Linked DNA regions of Homo sapiens: region 1 is linked to region 2. The links are chromatin loops, found by intact Hi-C in ENCODE. Cell type or tissue: B cell. All regions are shown on one strand. Links, peaks and the distances in the headings refer to the core of each region. The heading gives the core; the rest is flanking DNA. Region 1 overlaps FRS2 (fibroblast growth factor receptor substrate 2). Region 2 has its middle 85 kb from the start of CPSF6.

What was found. Peaks named below come from ENCODE experiments on the same cell type or tissue, not always from the same donor. Only the 100,000 strongest peaks of a DNase experiment are listed, where the experiment ranks them.
Region 1: a loop joins it to region 2, with 20 times the contacts of the local background. A loop is called at or near these places in 18 of 110 quality-filtered maps.

The regions. Positions count from the first base shown.
Region 1 is chr12:69,567,913-69,576,250 of GRCh38, forward strand. FRS2 (fibroblast growth factor receptor substrate 2) reads left to right here. Exons shown (of 9, transcript NM_001278356.2): 5 at 1,093-1,184; 6 at 2,419-2,605; 7 at 3,364-3,522; 8 at 4,206-4,369; 9 at 6,093-8,338. The coding sequence starts at 1,119. The coding sequence ends at 7,043. Among named protein-coding and RNA genes, the nearest start is that of MIR3913-2, 13 kb to the right of the region's middle. In B cell, for the core only: CTCF peaks have their summits at 3,101 (motif pointing left) and 3,301; a DNase peak (open chromatin) is centred at 3,079; H3K27ac peaks cover 2,868 bases.
Region 2 is chr12:69,150,095-69,158,432 of GRCh38, forward strand. No RefSeq gene overlaps it. Among named protein-coding and RNA genes, the nearest start is that of CPSF6, 85 kb to the right of the region's middle. In B cell, for the core only: CTCF peaks have their summits at 4,722 (motif pointing right), 4,921, 7,149 (motif pointing left) and 7,348; DNase peaks (open chromatin) are centred at 4,717 and 7,127; H3K4me3 peaks cover 316 bases.

The sequences.
Region 1 (8,338 bases), core at 79-8,078, 420 kb after region 2:
GTTTATACTGTTAAACTGAAGATAGTGGAGAGCCACTGAATAATTTTCAACAAGCTTCAATCAAATTTATGTTTGTAATGTTTTGTAGCTTCTGTGCTTCCTTCCCTCCTCCTTTTTCATATATTGTCATATTCTATCTGATTATTTCCCTTGTTTGTAAGTGATGCTTTGGAGTTTTCTTTGTCTGCTCAGTTGGAGTGTTCTTAAACACTCAATGTCAGGTATATAACCACTTACCTCTAACCTTCTATGGGAAAGGAGTATTAAATAGACATGCTATATCAGTTTTGCCAGTATTCTGTGTGTTACTTTACTGCTTAATTTTGAGTTGTCTTTCTCTCTTACCAATGCGCTATTCGAAATTTGATTTTGTTTTAATTACCAATGAACTCTTGTCTTGTGGAGACATAAAAGATACTACAATGAGTAACAACAGTCAAAATACCTGCCAAGCCAGAAGTTCACCATCCCTTTGGTGATTTTTTATTTAAAGAACAAGCCAGGTCTGGTAGTCCTGTAGTCCCAGCTACTCAGGAGGCTGAGGCAGGAGGATCACTTGAGCCCAGGAGTTTGAGCCCAGCCTTGGGCAACATAATGTCTGCCTGCCTGCCTGCCTGCCTGCCTGTCTCTGTGTCTCTGGCTGTCTCTCTCTCTCTCTCTCTGTCTCTCTCTCTCTGTCCCTCTCTGTCTCTCTCTCTCTCTTTAAAGAAGGACATGAAATTCCTGATAAGCCACAAAGGGTTAATTTCATTATTAACTCTTGAACAAAAATTAATTATTTAGGTAATATTATATATGAGACCTTAAGTTGGTTTTTTTTTTAGATGATTTTAGAATAGGTGACCTTTGCAAATTTAACTAGAAATTTGAGATTTGTTTGACATTATTAATGCCTCACAAAATTTATTCTCATTATTACTGAGTAAAATCAACTAGCTAGTTGTATAAAATCTAGCTGCAGCCATATACCTTGTTGGACTTAATTTTCTGCATCAGAATAATGTTTGTGTTAGATGATTTCTAAAGTCTTTTTCTGTTTACAGTTTTTGTATCCTTCATCTAATAAATTTTTCCAAATTATTTTTCATGTAGTGCACACATGGTCTTCTGAAGAAGCCATGGGTAGCTGTTGTAGCTGTCCAGATAAAGACACTGTCCCAGATAACCATCGGAACAAGTTTAAGGTCAGTAAAACTGGTTGAGTTATATATCTTACTGCCTAGTTGGGTGTTCTTCTTTTATTTCACTTAACATATCTTATTTCTGGCTTTTATCACCAAACCTTTCTATTTCCCTTTCTTTCCACCCTGTCTTTCTTGATTTAATAAATGATGACAACATTTTCTTACAGTATGGAATTTTTTTTAGTTTTCCTTCGGTCCTCTGTATCTAATTAGCCATACCGTTCTGGTAATACTGTTTTTAAAATGCCATTTTACGGGGTGCCTTTTCAATCTCATCACTATCTGTCTTTCAGTTATTATTTTCATGTGTGCCTGTGTGATTTCTTAACTGGACTCTACCTCAAGTCACCCTCTGATTCATCCTGTAGTCACCATCAAATTAATCTTCTTCTCTCATCATTCACTAACCTCTTTGCTAAAATTGTGTGGTGTTATTTTACCTGTAGGCTAAATGCTGCTATAGCTGTTTTGTGTCTGATAATTTGACCTCGATCTGTTACAAAGAATAGCCTTGATCACACAAACCTAGGTGTAAGTCTGTCACTTTATAAGCTTTGTGACCTTGGGCAGGTTACGTTATTACTGAGTCTTAATTCCATTTTTGTACAGTGTAGTCTAGGATTGTTATGAGGGTTAAATACATGTAAAGCTCTTTTCCTACTCCCAGGGGAATAGTAACTTCTCCCTAAATGTTACCTACTGCTCTTAGTCTTTGGATGTTTTCTGAAGCTCAGCAGTACAAAGCCTTTCCTCATATGAACTCTGTGCCAATCTATTTTGGTGTCTTTGAAAGGTACTTTTTTTGTTCTGCTTTAACATTGTGTCTTTATGATGTCCCTTTATCTCCTGACCCACTAGATTTCCCCTCTGATTTTATTTTCTGCGTAAATTTATTTATACTAGCGGTCCAGCTAAAGGCCCTCCTCCTCTTAAATGAAGGTGTCTCAACAACCTTAGACCACACTTCCTGCCTTCTGCAGCCTCTGTTGCATTCCTTTGTCAATTAATCATACACTTTTGTGGTATTGACTTTGTGTTTCTACATTTTGTTTCCCCAGTGGGAATGTAAATTTCTTACAGATCTGAACTGGGTGTTACACGGCTACGTAGTCCATGCCTGATACACACATTGGTTGATGAATGAACTAACAAATTACAAATAACTAATTAGCAACAATGCATTTTCCTGACGAATTGGTGACATATTTGCATGACTGTCACCTTCTTTTTTTAGGTCATTAATGTGGATGATGATGGGAATGAGTTAGGTTCTGGCATAATGGAACTTACAGACACAGAACTGATTTTATACACCCGCAAACGTGACTCAGTAAAATGGCACTACCTCTGCCTGCGACGCTATGGCTATGACTCGAATCTCTTTTCTTTTGAAAGTGGTCGAAGGTGTCAAACTGGACAAGGTAGAACCTTTGTTTTTTTTCCCAAATATTGTATTTGAAATTGTTTTTTCAGCTATTCTGTATACAAAGATTAAATTAATATTTTTCTTCTGAAAAAAATCCCAAAATAAACAGATTGTTAAGGAAAGATATAGTATACTGTGTATTAATTTATCAACTGTTTATTAAGCACATTGTCTATGTGAGAAATTTTGGCTCATGTCAACTTTAAGATTTTTCAGTAAATGATTGGGTCAGCTAAATTGACTAAGTGTCTTTATCATTGATTTTTTTACTACCTACTACTTGAATGGCCTTGACAAGTTACAGGACTTCCATTGAATGTTAAATTTCTTCTCTATAAAAGGGAAATGGTAATACCTATCTTTTAATTATTGTAATAATTAAACAAGATAACAATTGGAAAACACCTAGGGACTTTCCAAGGGGCCTGTTACATGGCAAATGATCACCTTGGAATAGTGAGTTGGGCTCCCCCTGCTGTTAAGAAACAGACTAGCGTAAGTGCGCAGGTCTTGATTTCATTAGCTTTATTTTGGGCCATCTCCCTTAGATGAATGAAAATTATTCTGTGAACTTTTGGCGGGGGTTTGTTTTGAAACAGAGAATAATCATTAATTTATCAGATATTTATTTAAAAGGGATTTCTGACTCGGTGCGTAGAATGCTTACTTTACAATTCTGCTGTTTGTCAAGTGTTCCTATAGTTTTTTTTAAAGGTATGTTAACTATTTTTCCCTTTTGGTTTATATTTGTAGGAATCTTTGCCTTTAAGTGTGCCCGTGCAGAAGAATTATTTAACATGTTGCAAGAGATTATGCAAAATAATAGTATAAATGTGGTGGAAGAGCCAGTTGTAGAAAGAAATAATCATCAGACAGAATTGGAAGTCCCTAGAACACCTCGAACACCTACAAGTAAGTACCCCTTTTCCCTTTCACATTTTGAATAACAGACGTTTAGTTGTAAGCTATAGATTGTGGGTATTTAATCAATAACACACTAGAAATCACCACTGGATAACAGAAGTATAATGGTTGTCAGTTTTTAAAAACAGCTGTAGGCCGGGCGCAGTGGCTCACGCCTGTAATCCCAGCACTTTGGGAGGCTGAGGCGGGCAGATCACTAGGTCAGGAGATCGAGACCATCTTGGCTAACACTGTGAACCTCCATCTCTACTAAAAAAATACAAAAAAATTAGCCGGGCGTGGTGGTGGGCACCTGTAATCCCAGCTACTCGGGAGGCTGAGGCAGGAGAATAGCATGAACCCGGGAGGTGGAGCTTGCAGTGAACTGAGATCATGCCACTGCATTCCAGCCTGGGCGACATAGCAAGACTCCGTCTCAAAAACAAAACAAAACAAAACAGAACAAAAAAACACAGCCGTAGTTCTAAGTACTTCAAATATTTAAAAAATGAAAACATTCAGTATTTCATATTAGGTAAAATATGGAGTTGGGGGTAATACTATTTGTGCTCTGATTTCTGCTGTCTTGGCAGAAAGACCTCCTATAATCCTCAGTACAGATTCGATTCTTACTCATTTTTATTCTCTCTGCCCCGCCCCCCTTTTCCTTAAACCAATAAACAAAAACTCAGCTCCAGGATTTGCTGCTCAGAACTTACCTAATGGATATCCCCGATATCCCTCATTTGGAGATGCTTCATCCCATCCGTCAAGCAGACATCCTTCTGTGGGAAGTGCTCGCCTGCCTTCAGTAGGGGAAGAATCTACACATCCTTTGCTTGTGGCTGAGGAACAAGTAAGCATGTGCTACTGTGTAACAGCAATAATGATTGTTCAGAGTTAGGGTATCACTGTGCTAATACTGGAAGATTTTATTCAGCTTGAAGTTTAACTTTATCTGTTTGTAAATTACTTTTGTAGTGAACAATCAGAGGAGATAGCATATATTTGCTGGTTTATGCTCAAATATATGCGGGTATTCAGGGGAACTTACCATTACAGTAGCTTGTGGGTTCACAGAAGAGGTACATCTATAGATTAAGAAAGGCATAACTAATGGTCAGTTCCCATTATAAGAATGTCCAATGGATTAAGAGTTTATGCTGCTTTTCATATTTTAGCCATTATAGTCAGTGAACTACGAGTAGGAAGGTAGATTTTGCTGTTAATGTTATGGAGTTATTTAGTGTTCCCGAGTATGCTAGTTTTCATGTGTGGAATGAAGTATCTGGTTGGAACCTCTGTATTAATTAGTTATACTTATGTTTTGTAAACCATATGTCACATTAAAAAGTTTTTAGTGTTTTTAAAATCAGTTTCTTTGTGTTCTTTACATAATGAGTTGTTATATTATTTACTGTAATTACATGAGTCTTGGTCTGTCGCCCAGGCTGGAGTGCAGTGGCATGATCTCAGCTCACTGCAACCTCCACCTCCCGGGTTCAAGCAGCTCTCCTGCCTCAGCCTCCCAGGTAGCTGGGATTACAGGCGCAGGCCACCACATCCAGCTAATTGTTTCATATTTTTAGTAGAGACCGGGTTTCACCATGTTGGCCAGGCTGGTTTTGAACTCCTGACCTCAAGTGATCTGCCTGCCCCGGCCTCCCAAAGTGTTGGGATTACAGGCGTGAGCCACTGTGCCCGACCCTTGTAAATATTTTTATATTATCTCCCCAAAATACTATTAAGCTTTTCTAAATAGTGATAATTTCTTACTTGGTGGCATTTATTTTATATATATGCATTTTACAGAACTCTTATTAAATCTAGTGGAGTTAATCTTCTTATACATTCAGATCATCAGTAAATAAGGATAAACTTATCTCTTTTCAAAGTCGTTATTTATTTCTGGATCATGTTTTAATGCTTTGAGAACCTCTAAAACAGCAGCAAAATGATAATCCCTATTTTGTTCCTGATTTTTATTTTTTACATAATATTTATCATGTTTAACAATCAAATATAATGTTGCATGTTATTTTATTTTATTTTTTGAGATGGAGCCTCACTCTGTTGCCCAGGCTGATAATGTAATGGTGTAATCTCGGCTCACTGCAACCTCTGCCTCCCGGGTTCAAATGATTCATGTGCCTCAGCCTCCAGAGTAGCTAGGATTACAGGCGCTCACCACCATGCCCAGCTAATTTTTGTATTTTTAGTAGGGACGGGGTTTCACCATGTTGGCCAGGATGGTCTCGAACTCCTACCCTCAAGTGATCCACCCGCTTCAGTGTCCCAGAGTGCTGGGATTACAGGCATGGGCCACTGCGCCCAGCCTGCGTGTTATTTTGAAGTCGTTATTCTTTTATCAAATTAGGAAGACATTTCTACATTTCTCCTTCTCTTTCCACCTTTTTATTAATAAAAAAACAGGTGCAAAAGTTTTGAAGTAAGAGTACATTTGGAGAGAAAGTTAATACAGTTAACTGTTGTCAATAAAATTAACTGATGTGGTCAGGCTTTTTTTCAGTTTTGTTTTTTTAAGTAAGTTAACTAATTCACTTTCTGTTTTGTTTTAGGTACATACCTATGTCAACACTACAGGTGTGCAAGAAGAGCGGAAAAACCGCACAAGTGTGCATGTTCCATTGGAGGCGAGGGTTTCTAACGCTGAAAGCAGCACACCAAAAGAAGAACCAAGTAGTATTGAGGACAGGGATCCTCAGATTCTTCTTGAACCTGAAGGAGTCAAATTTGTTTTAGGGCCAACCCCTGTTCAAAAGCAGTTAATGGAAAAAGAGAAACTGGAGCAACTTGGAAGAGATCAAGTTAGTGGAAGTGGAGCAAATAACACAGAATGGGACACTGGCTATGACAGTGATGAACGAAGAGATGCACCCTCTGTTAACAAACTGGTGTATGAAAATATAAATGGGCTATCTATCCCTAGTGCCTCAGGGGTCAGGAGAGGTCGTCTGACATCCACCAGTACCTCAGATACCCAGAATATCAACAACTCAGCTCAGAGAAGAACTGCATTATTAAACTATGAAAATCTACCATCTTTGCCTCCTGTTTGGGAAGCCCGCAAGCTAAGTAGGGATGAAGATGACAATTTAGGACCAAAGACCCCATCTCTAAATGGCTACCATAATAATCTAGATCCAATGCATAACTATGTAAATACAGAGAATGTAACAGTGCCAGCAAGTGCTCACAAAATAGAATATTCAAGGCGTCGGGACTGTACACCAACAGTCTTTAACTTTGATATCAGACGCCCAAGTTTAGAACACAGGCAGCTTAATTACATACAGGTTGACTTGGAAGGTGGCAGTGACTCTGACAACCCTCAGACTCCAAAAACGCCTACAACTCCCCTTCCACAAACCCCTACCAGGCGCACAGAGCTGTATGCCGTGATAGACATCGAGAGAACTGCTGCTATGTCAAATTTGCAGAAAGCACTGCCACGAGATGATGGTACATCTAGGAAAACTAGACACAATAGTACTGATCTGCCCATGTGAGCCTGGAAAGCATTGTGTTGTTTGCACCTTTGTGAAGTTTTTAAAAATGAAGATGCAAGTGCTTCATTTTCATTTCTAAACACTAACTCCTTTTATAGACTGATAAAATTTTTTTCTGAATATTTCATGTGCATCTTTAACTAAAGGGAATTAATGTAGAGCAGGTACTCCTTAAAGAACACTAATTTCATTATATACTACTCGTTGTACAGCAGCATTCCCGTTTTCACAGTGCCTATTTAAAATGAGAGTTGAAGTAAATGACATGCTGGTTGATTTTTATCAATATTCTGGACTTAACGCATACCTTTCATGTCTAAGTCATGGTTGGCTTTTAAAACTTTTTATAAAGCCTCTTGACAATGTACATTGCTAACAGGTAACTATAGGCTTTGAAAGTAATGCTCGTAGATTCAGTGTTCACAGTATGTGGCCTCCAGCATGTAACATGAGGAATCCTTTATTTCATTAATTAATGGCTTTTTGACTTGAGCCAAAACATATGTAAAGGAAACAGAAGTACCGCACCTCCTCTTACACCAGTCAGCTCCTTTGCCTTCAGTGTTACTAGAAAGCGGCCTGTGTCCATGAGTGTGCTTTGCTGTTGGTGCACTGAAAGGCAGGAAGGAGACAAGATTTTCTATTTACTCATCTCATGATGTCATTTGAAGGGCATGTCCAGATATCTTAAAATTATAATAGGCTCAAGAATCAGTCTCAGGTCACTTTACCCAAAAACATTTGAAAATCTGAACCACAATCTCCTGAAAGTTTTTCTCCTATAGATTGTTGACAACACATTGTTTTCTGGAGGCATTTGTGCCATTAGGTTTCCATTTATCTTCAGTTTTTTTCTTTGGTGTTTGGGATGTCTTATTTTGTTGCCTTATGTCCTTTTCAATTTAAAATGTTTGAGTTTGTATATAGTTTTGAAATTGGATTATGTGTTCATTGTTGTTTAGTTTGCATTTTTGTCAAATTATGGTTTTGAAGGTTCATTTGGAACTTACTGTTAGTCTGTAACAGGGTTGCCCTTGTCCAGTATTTATTTATAAGCTGTTTACTTTTCAAGTTGATAAAAACATTCTCCAATTCTAAATTTGCTTGTGTCCATAGGTGATCTCTTTAGCAAACTGAGAAAAAAAGGAAGCTACTTTTAACATGCAAAGTTCCCTCAAGGTGTACCGTGTTGTCTCTGTGGGCACTCTTCCCCAGCACTTTAGCAGTAATTCCCCCAGCTACACGCTGCAGTTGTACTCTGCCCACTCTAGTGTTCCTCAGCTCTGCTGTCCTTT
Region 2 (8,338 bases), core at 230-8,229:
GGGAGGATTGTTTGATCCCAGGAGGTTGAGGCTGCAGTGAGCTGAGATCACACCACTGCACTCCAGCCTGGCTGACAGAGCAAAACTCTGTCTCAACAACAGCAACAAAAGTATAGCTCTTTTACTGAAACAACAACAATAAGTCAACCTGTCACTTGCAATTCAAACTGCCAGGAAATGCTAATAATTTGAACTGCCCAGTGTGCAATGCGTCTGTGTCACAGCATGTGACTGCAATGTTGCCTGTGGGGCAGGTTCATAAAGTCATGGTGAAGACACTCATTCTGGATTCACACTGATCTGGAATCCCAATCCAGGTCCACCAATTATGGTCTCTGTGAGCAAGTTACTTTTTTCCCAAAGACAAAATAAAATTAATTATATTACTTTCTTCATAGAGTCACGGTTAGGATTAACTGAGATAATTCACATTAAATCCCCAGCCCTGGCCTTGGCAAATAACAAGTGTGCAATAAATGTCAATTAATAAGTAAATGAGTTGACCTGGCAGCAGACATGGTGGTAAAGCAGGCTGGTGAGCCACACTTGGAGATGAACGAAAGTAATCCCTGTGCCATAGGAAACCAAGCCAGAATTCATGTTGCAGGTACGTAAAATGGCAGGGCATGCCCCACTTATCCAGTACATCCAAAAATGTTCCTGGCTAATTTTAAGAGTTACTCAATCAATGACAGACTTTAAGGATAATTGAATGTTCTTTGTTTCTCTTGGCAAAATCACAATTTGCAGAATTCTATTTGGCAAGAGACATAGTCCAAAGTTCTTTTCTTTTTTTAAGGAAAATTATTTCAATCACAAGAAGTAGATTGCATGGGACAACCTGTGAGAGTCCTTTCAGGTCAAAACATTCTACATCTCTAACAGCATTGTGCACTGGCATGGAACACATGGTAGAAGGAACGTTCCTGGGCTGTGGGGTTGGACAGACCCGAGCCTGGCCTCCTCCTCTGCATGCAGCTTGATCAAGGTCTATCCTTTCTCTGAGTCTCTCTCATCTGCATAAATGGGGAGAGTAATACCTACCTTAGAGGATTGTTGTGAGAATTAAATGAGAGTATTACATATAAAAGTGCCTGGGATAGTTCTAGGCACATGGTAGATAATGAATAAATGGGAATATTTCTACCTTGCTCTCCAAAGTCACTCAGCAGAGTTACCTGAGACTACGAACCTCCCAGGAGAGCTGTTTACTTAGGGAATTACAGCTGCGGGTGAGACTTTGCCATTTGAGTGTGTTCCCTGTGGGACATATCACTTAAATAGCCCGTTGAGACTTTTTTTTTTTTTAAGAGGAAACGGGTTGAAGAGGGTAAGTCAGTGGTGGAAACTTACGGGTTGGAATGTAGGCACTGGTTAGCTGGCTGCTTTGAGGACATCAGGCTACCCTATATTCCTCCATCCACCCGCCCATTCAATAAATTTTTATTGAACACAAATTCTGTGTTAGCATCAGGCTTGAGGCTAGGGATACAACAGTGAAGAATAAACAGTCCCTGCCCTTAAGAGTTCACAGTCCACTGGGAGAAACAGACAAGAACACAAGCAATTAAGATATAGCCCATTGTGGTCAACGCCAAGGGAGGGGAAGTATAGAATGCCATGGACATGATGAGAACAAGACATGTGCTTTAACTTGTACTATTTTCAATGTACTCAGTGAGGGGTGAGGAAAAACAGATGTTTAAACTATTTTTTTAAAGACTGATATATTAAACACTGGTACATCCATTACAACACTTAAAAAATAAAACACTACAAGGCTGGACACAGTGGCTCACCACTATAATCCCAAGCACTTTGGGAGGCCAAGTGAGGAGGATCACTTGAGGCCAAGAGTTCAAGACCAGCCTGGGCAACACAGGGAGAATTTATCTCTATTTAAAATTTAAAATTTTACAAATCAAGTCATAAACATTAGCTGGGCATGGTGGTGTGTGCCTGTGTTCCCAGCTACTTGGGAGGCTGAGGTGGGAGGATTATTTAAGCCCAGGAGTTTGAAGTTGCAGTGAGCTATGATGGTGCCACTGCCCTCCAGCCTGGGTGACAGAATGACACCGTTATCTCCAAAAAAAGAGTGTTATTTGCTTTGGTAGACCTGGAGCAGATTTTCATATCCAGTTATGTAAGCAGTTGGGTTTCCAGTGATGTTTTAATGCAGTCATTGGTGGACACACTCTGGGAAGCTCTGGCTATGAGAGCACATAAAGTCCGCCCCCTGCTCCGGACATGAGGTTTAAAAATCTTTCCACACCACTGGATGGAAATGTGGATGATTGGTAGAAATTACCCAACTAACGGTTAGAGGTGGAAAGGAGTGACGGCACTATTTCAGGCATAATAAGAAGTATCAGAAGTGAGAAAAAACATGGAATATTTGAGATACTAAATGGCACTTATTTAAATGACATCAATTGCTGGGGCATAGAATTGAAGTGGGAAGTGTCGACATACAAGCCAGAGGAGACAAATATAGGAGAAACTCTGTCAGAGACTGTCCCACACTACAGAATACATTTATGGAAAATAATTAGAGCATGCACAAGTGTGCAGAAACCTGTGGGTAGAAGTGTTAAATTAACGTAGAATTTAAATGAGTCAAAACTCTCGGTATAATTTTTCCTAACATTCCTCTACAATGCCCAAAATGTTCCATATTCTTCATTAATCATGTTCATTATTTATATAATAATGGAGCAAAATTCTCAAACTAAAGAATGATTGAGCTGGGCGTGGTGGCTCAAGCCTGTAATCCCAGCACTTTGGGAGGCTGAGGTGGGCAGATCACTTGAGCCCAGGAGTTCTAGACCAGCCTGGACAATATGGCGAAACTCTGTCTCTACTAAAAATACAAAAATTAGCCAGGACTGGCGGTGCGCACCTGTAATCCCAGCTACTCAGGAGCCTGAAGTGGGAGAATCCCTTGAACCCAGGAGGCAGAGGTTGCAGTGAGAGAGATTGCACCTCTGCATTCCAGCCTGAGCTACAGAGTGAGACTCTGTCTCAAAAAAAAAAAAAAAAGAGAGAGAGAGAGAATGATTAAGTGCATTTCTCCTTGTGACTCATGAAGAACAGTGCACTCACCCTCCTCACTGAGCAGGCGTCCTGTTTTACTGTGATAGGAAAATTCATGGCAGCACCACGCTGTGTGAGGTGAGTCTGCATCTAAACAGGAATATTGTGTCCGACTGGCGTGAAGGCCAATTGATTTTTGTTTCTGGAGTAGGACGGAGTTTGCCCCAGCAAGGGTTTGGGGCCTTCCTTGAGACACTGGCCCCACCACATGCCTGGAAAAGTCGGGAGCGGGAGCCTGGAAAGGAGACAGCAGGGACACTAGGAGCAGGTCAGAGGTGGGCTCCCTTCTTAGGGCAGATGATCAAAGGCCAAATGCAGCAAAGAGTTTCAGTCCAGTTTGAGACCTGCCACACCAGATCTGAACAGAAACGGACACCTCAAGTGCAGAGCACATAGACATGCACAGCTTCAGTCTCCTGAGTAGCTGGGATTACAGGCATGTGCCACCATGCCTGGCTAATTTTGTATTTTTAGTAGAGATGGGGTTTCTCCATGTTAGTCAGGCTGATCTCGAACTCCCAACGTCAGGTGATCTGCCCCCTCGGCCTCCCAAAGTGCTGGGATTACAGGCGTGAGCCACCGCTCTAGGCCAAGCAAATTGTTAATGCTATTAAAGGCACAGTACTGAATGAGATCACCAAGGACATGTGGTCAAAAGAGAAGACCAAGGTCCAATCTCTGAAACACTCCAACTTTAAGAGATTGGGGATAAGAGGAAGAACCAAAGGAGGCCAATAAGAAACCTCCAGTAAGATAAAAGGAAAATGAAGACATTGTGGTATCCTGAAAGTCAAGTGTAAAGTCTCAAGGAAGAGGAGTGGTAACTGCGTCAAATGCTGCTGATAGGTCAAATTGGAGATAAAAATTGACCATTTGATTTAGCAACATGGGGGTCACTGGTGATCTTGATAAAAGTAAATTTGGTGAAATAGCAGGGACACATGCTTTCTTGGCTACGTTAAGGAGCCACTGGCAGAAAAGAAATTGGAGGCAGCAGCACAGGTAGCTGGGCATCTTTTGAAAAATCACGATGCGGATGATACAGGGAATTCAACTGCCCAAAATGAAGCAAAGGAGACAAGAGATGGAAATGTCCCTCAGAGAGAAGCAGGCCTCAGGTAGCCCTTGAAGGTGAGAGATGGCAGCACAAAACCACAAGAATTATTCAAGAGACCCAGGAAGAAGGGGAGTTGGCAGGGTATGGCCTCCAACAGCAACACAGGAGTGCTGGCCTAGCACCCACTTCCTGGACTCAGCATAGTAGGAAGCCACGTGGGCTGTACACAGGAGAGTTGGTAAATTGTCCCCCAAGCACTTGGAAATACATTTCCTTTCTGAGATACAAACATATTACATTAACTGCTCAGAGATATGCAGTCGTCTCAGAGAGAAAAAATGGTTTTGAGGCCAGCAAGACTTGACCTGAGTGAGGGCATTAACAGAGCTAAAAAAAAAAATGTTGACACAAAACAAAAAGTAGAAGTAGTCCTCGATTTTCCCGCGTGCGTTACACAAACTACACTTTGACATATCACAAAGACAACTCAAGCCACCATTTCATAGGCTGCATGTGACCTTCCTTCCCTCAGGTTTCCAGGGGACACTTGAAGCTACCACAAGGTGGCGCTGCCTGCCATCCAATAGTTTATCAATGCCCTTTTTTACCGATTACTGAAATTATTTACATATTTTATTGCCTTTTTTCCTTATTATCTTATAAAATGAGCAAAAATTGGAAGTTATCATGAAGGAGAGAATCTACTGGCAAGGAGGCTCAAGTATCTAGTCTCTTTTGTTTTTACATTTCCTTTGTAAATTAATAAACTGTCATTCTTACTTAAATTTCAATCTCTGTGGAACTTCAATAGTGTAAGTCAACATCCCTAACTACAATCAACTGAATAAAATCACATACTGTCACCTGCAAGGTCAGACCCTGGACCATGGGAAGCCCATCAGGTTATCACTTTGTGAGTCTCTTGGCACATTTTTGGTTTTTCCTATTTGTACAACTCTCGTTTTTAGTCACTATGCACTTTTCCACTTGAAGTGGAAAATTCCACTTCATTGCAAACTCCAGTGCCTAGAAGGGCAAGCCAGTAGCCTAAATGAAGAAAGCAAGCCCTGGGCAAGAATACTGAGGAATATAGCAGGGAGTGGTGGGGACTGTGACAAAATGGAAAGCACATACCTTGTCTAAAGTGGGCTGACACTCAAGCATAGCCGCTTGTTGCCATATGCAAATAAGAGTTCTTTATTGCCAAATCTCTTTGTAAGAAAAAAAAAGGACTTTTATGTAAAATGTTATATTTTTGCAATATTAGCACCCCCCTCAAAAAAATACAATGAAGGCCAAACAAAACATATCTGTCAACCACCAGCTTGAGGCTTCAGTTGTGTAGTATTTATAGATTAGTACATATATAGCACGATTTTTTCTTAAAATATTTTAATCAAAATAATACATGAGCATGGATTTTGCAAAATAGCTTACAACAAAAGGCAATAATCCTTTGTTCCATTCCTTCCAGGACCCACCCCAAAAGTCTCACCACTACCTCTTGATTCATCAGTTGTAGACATTTGAAACACTATTTAATTACTATCATGATACATGAAGATTTAACTCATTTAAAGTTCATCATATTTTTTAGTTTCAACCATAGATGTCTTCAGCCTGAAAGCTGAGTCAGGCTGGGCATGGTGGCTCACGCCTATAATCCCAGCACTTTGGGAGGCCAAGGCAGGAGGATCGCTTGAGCCCCAAAGTTCAAGACCAGCCTGGGCAACACAGTGAGACCTAGTTTCACCTGAAAATCAAAAAAAATTAGCTGGCTGTGGTGCCTTGTGCCTGTAGTCCCAGCTACTCCAGAGGCTGAGGCGGGAGGATGGCTTGGGCTTGGGCTTGGGCTTGGGAGATCAAGGCTGCAGTGGGCAGTGGTGACGCCTCTGCACTCCAGCTTGTGTGACATAGCAAGGCCCTGTCTCAAAAAACGAAAACAAAAAACTGCTGAATCAATCAGCGTTTAGTCAAAATCACAACAGTTATTTGATCAGAGAAAATCTAATATAAAGACTTGTTAACTGTGTAAAATTTAACTGTGTATAAAATGTTTAACAGAAACTGTAAAAAAGACTCTAAAACAGGGTTTCTCAACCTTGACACTATTGGTGTCTTGAGCTGAATAACTGTTGTGGGTGCTGTCCTGTGCAATGTAGGATGTTTAGCAGTATCCCTGGCCTCCACCCAGTAGGTGCCAGTAGTATACCCCTCACCTCCACCAAATTGTGACAACCAAAAATCTCTCCTGGCCAGGCGCGGTTGTTCCCGCCTGTAATCCCAGCTTTTTGGGAGGCCGAGGTGGGAGGATCACCTGAGATCAGGAGTTCAAGACCAGCATGGTTAACGTGATGAAACCCTGTCTCTACTAAAAATACAAAAATTCACTGGGCATGGTGGCGAGCGCCTGTAATCTGAGCCACTCGGGAGGCTGAAGCCCAGGGAATCGCTTGAACCTGGGAGGCAGAGACTGCAGTGAGCCTAGATCACATCACTGCACTCCAGCCTGGGCGACAGAGCGAAACTACATCTCAAAAAAAAAAAAAAAAAAAAAAAAAAACAACTCCAGCTTTTGCCAAACGTCCCCTGGGAAGCAAACTTGCCACTGGTCAGGAATCACTGCCCTAAGGTAGGTATCACAAAAGAAACAAGGGTAGGAAGCAGCTACCACCCCTAGGGCTAGGGGAAGGAAGAGAAGGGACTGAAATTATTAAAACTTAGAAAAGTAGAAGAGGTGACATTTAACCCCTCAGACCCCTTCTGGGGTCTCAGCCTGCTTGGCTGGTGCTGGGGTCTCTAAGGCGGGCACCAGAAAGCTGGTTCTGCAGATGTTGGAAAAACTGGATTCCATGGCTACCAGAAAAAGGACCTGCAGGTTGCAGGCAGAAACAGCTTTGTGGTCTGATGCTCTCTGAAACAGAAGCCTACGGGGAGGAGGAAGTCCCTTCCCTCCTCCAGCCTTGCAGCCTCCCTCGAGTGCCCCCTGGAGGCAGAGCCTAGCAGCGAGCCAGCAGGCTGAGCAGAAACGCGGCTTCCGGAGTCCGAGCCTCAGCATCACAAAGCCGAGGTAGAAAATTGTCTGAAGCCAAAAGACTGGAACTGGTAGAAGGGCCAGGCTCTCTACTAAGGTCTCTCATTTATTACCCCATGTGATTCTCAAACTCTGACGTGCTTATCAGTCACCGGGAATGTGAGACAAAATTGGAAAAGTAAGCAAGAATAATGGAAGGTCATGGCAAGAAGTTTGAACTTCTTCCCAGGAACTAGAGAGCCATTGAAGGGCTTCAGCAGTTAAACTTCATTTATTTATTTATTTATTCTTTTTTTCTTTGTTTGTTTTGTTTTGTTTTGTTTTGAGACGGAGTCTCACTCAGTCGCCCAGGCTGGAGTGCAGTGGCTCCATCTCAGCTCACTGCAACCTCTGCCTCCTAGGTTCAAGCGATTCTCCTGCCTCAGTCTCCCGAGTAGCTGGGATTATAGGCGCCTGCCACCATGCCTGGCTAATTTTTTGTATTTTTAGTAGAGATGGGGGTTTCACCATGTTGGCCAGCTGGTCTTGAACTCCTGACCTCAAGTGATCGCCTGCCCTGGCCTCCCAAAGTGCTGGGATTACAGGCGTGAGCCACTGGGGCCAGCTAAGTTTTGTATTTTTAGTAGTGACGGGGTTTCGCCTTGTTGGTCAGGCTGATCTGGAACTCCTGACCTCAGGTGATCTGCCCGCCTTGGCCTCCCAAAGTGCTGAAATTACAGGCGTAAACCACTGCACCTCGCCCGCAGTTACACATATTTATAGACAACATATTGGATATTTTTTCCTGATGTCTGGTCTTATCCACTGTGAATTAACTCCTACTGGTTTTGCTGTCAGTGTAACCTTATTTCTAATCTTGGGGACATTTCTCTTGAGCCCTCTATGACTCTCATTCCCACAGAGTTAGTGGCTCCTTCCACTCGGCTCTTACAGCTTGCTGTATAGACCTTTCTGTCTTTGTTTCTGTTGTTTAAATGTCTACTTCTCTCACCAGACTGTTAATGCCTCAACAGGAATTGTGTTTTATTGATTTTTGTTTGCCCACATTGTAATCTAATAAGTGTTTCTTAAAAGCTTAATGGAAGGATGAACGAGCAGGAAGGCAAGAAGAAATAAAAATATAAATGTACTTGGAAACCTACACCTCCCAGTCA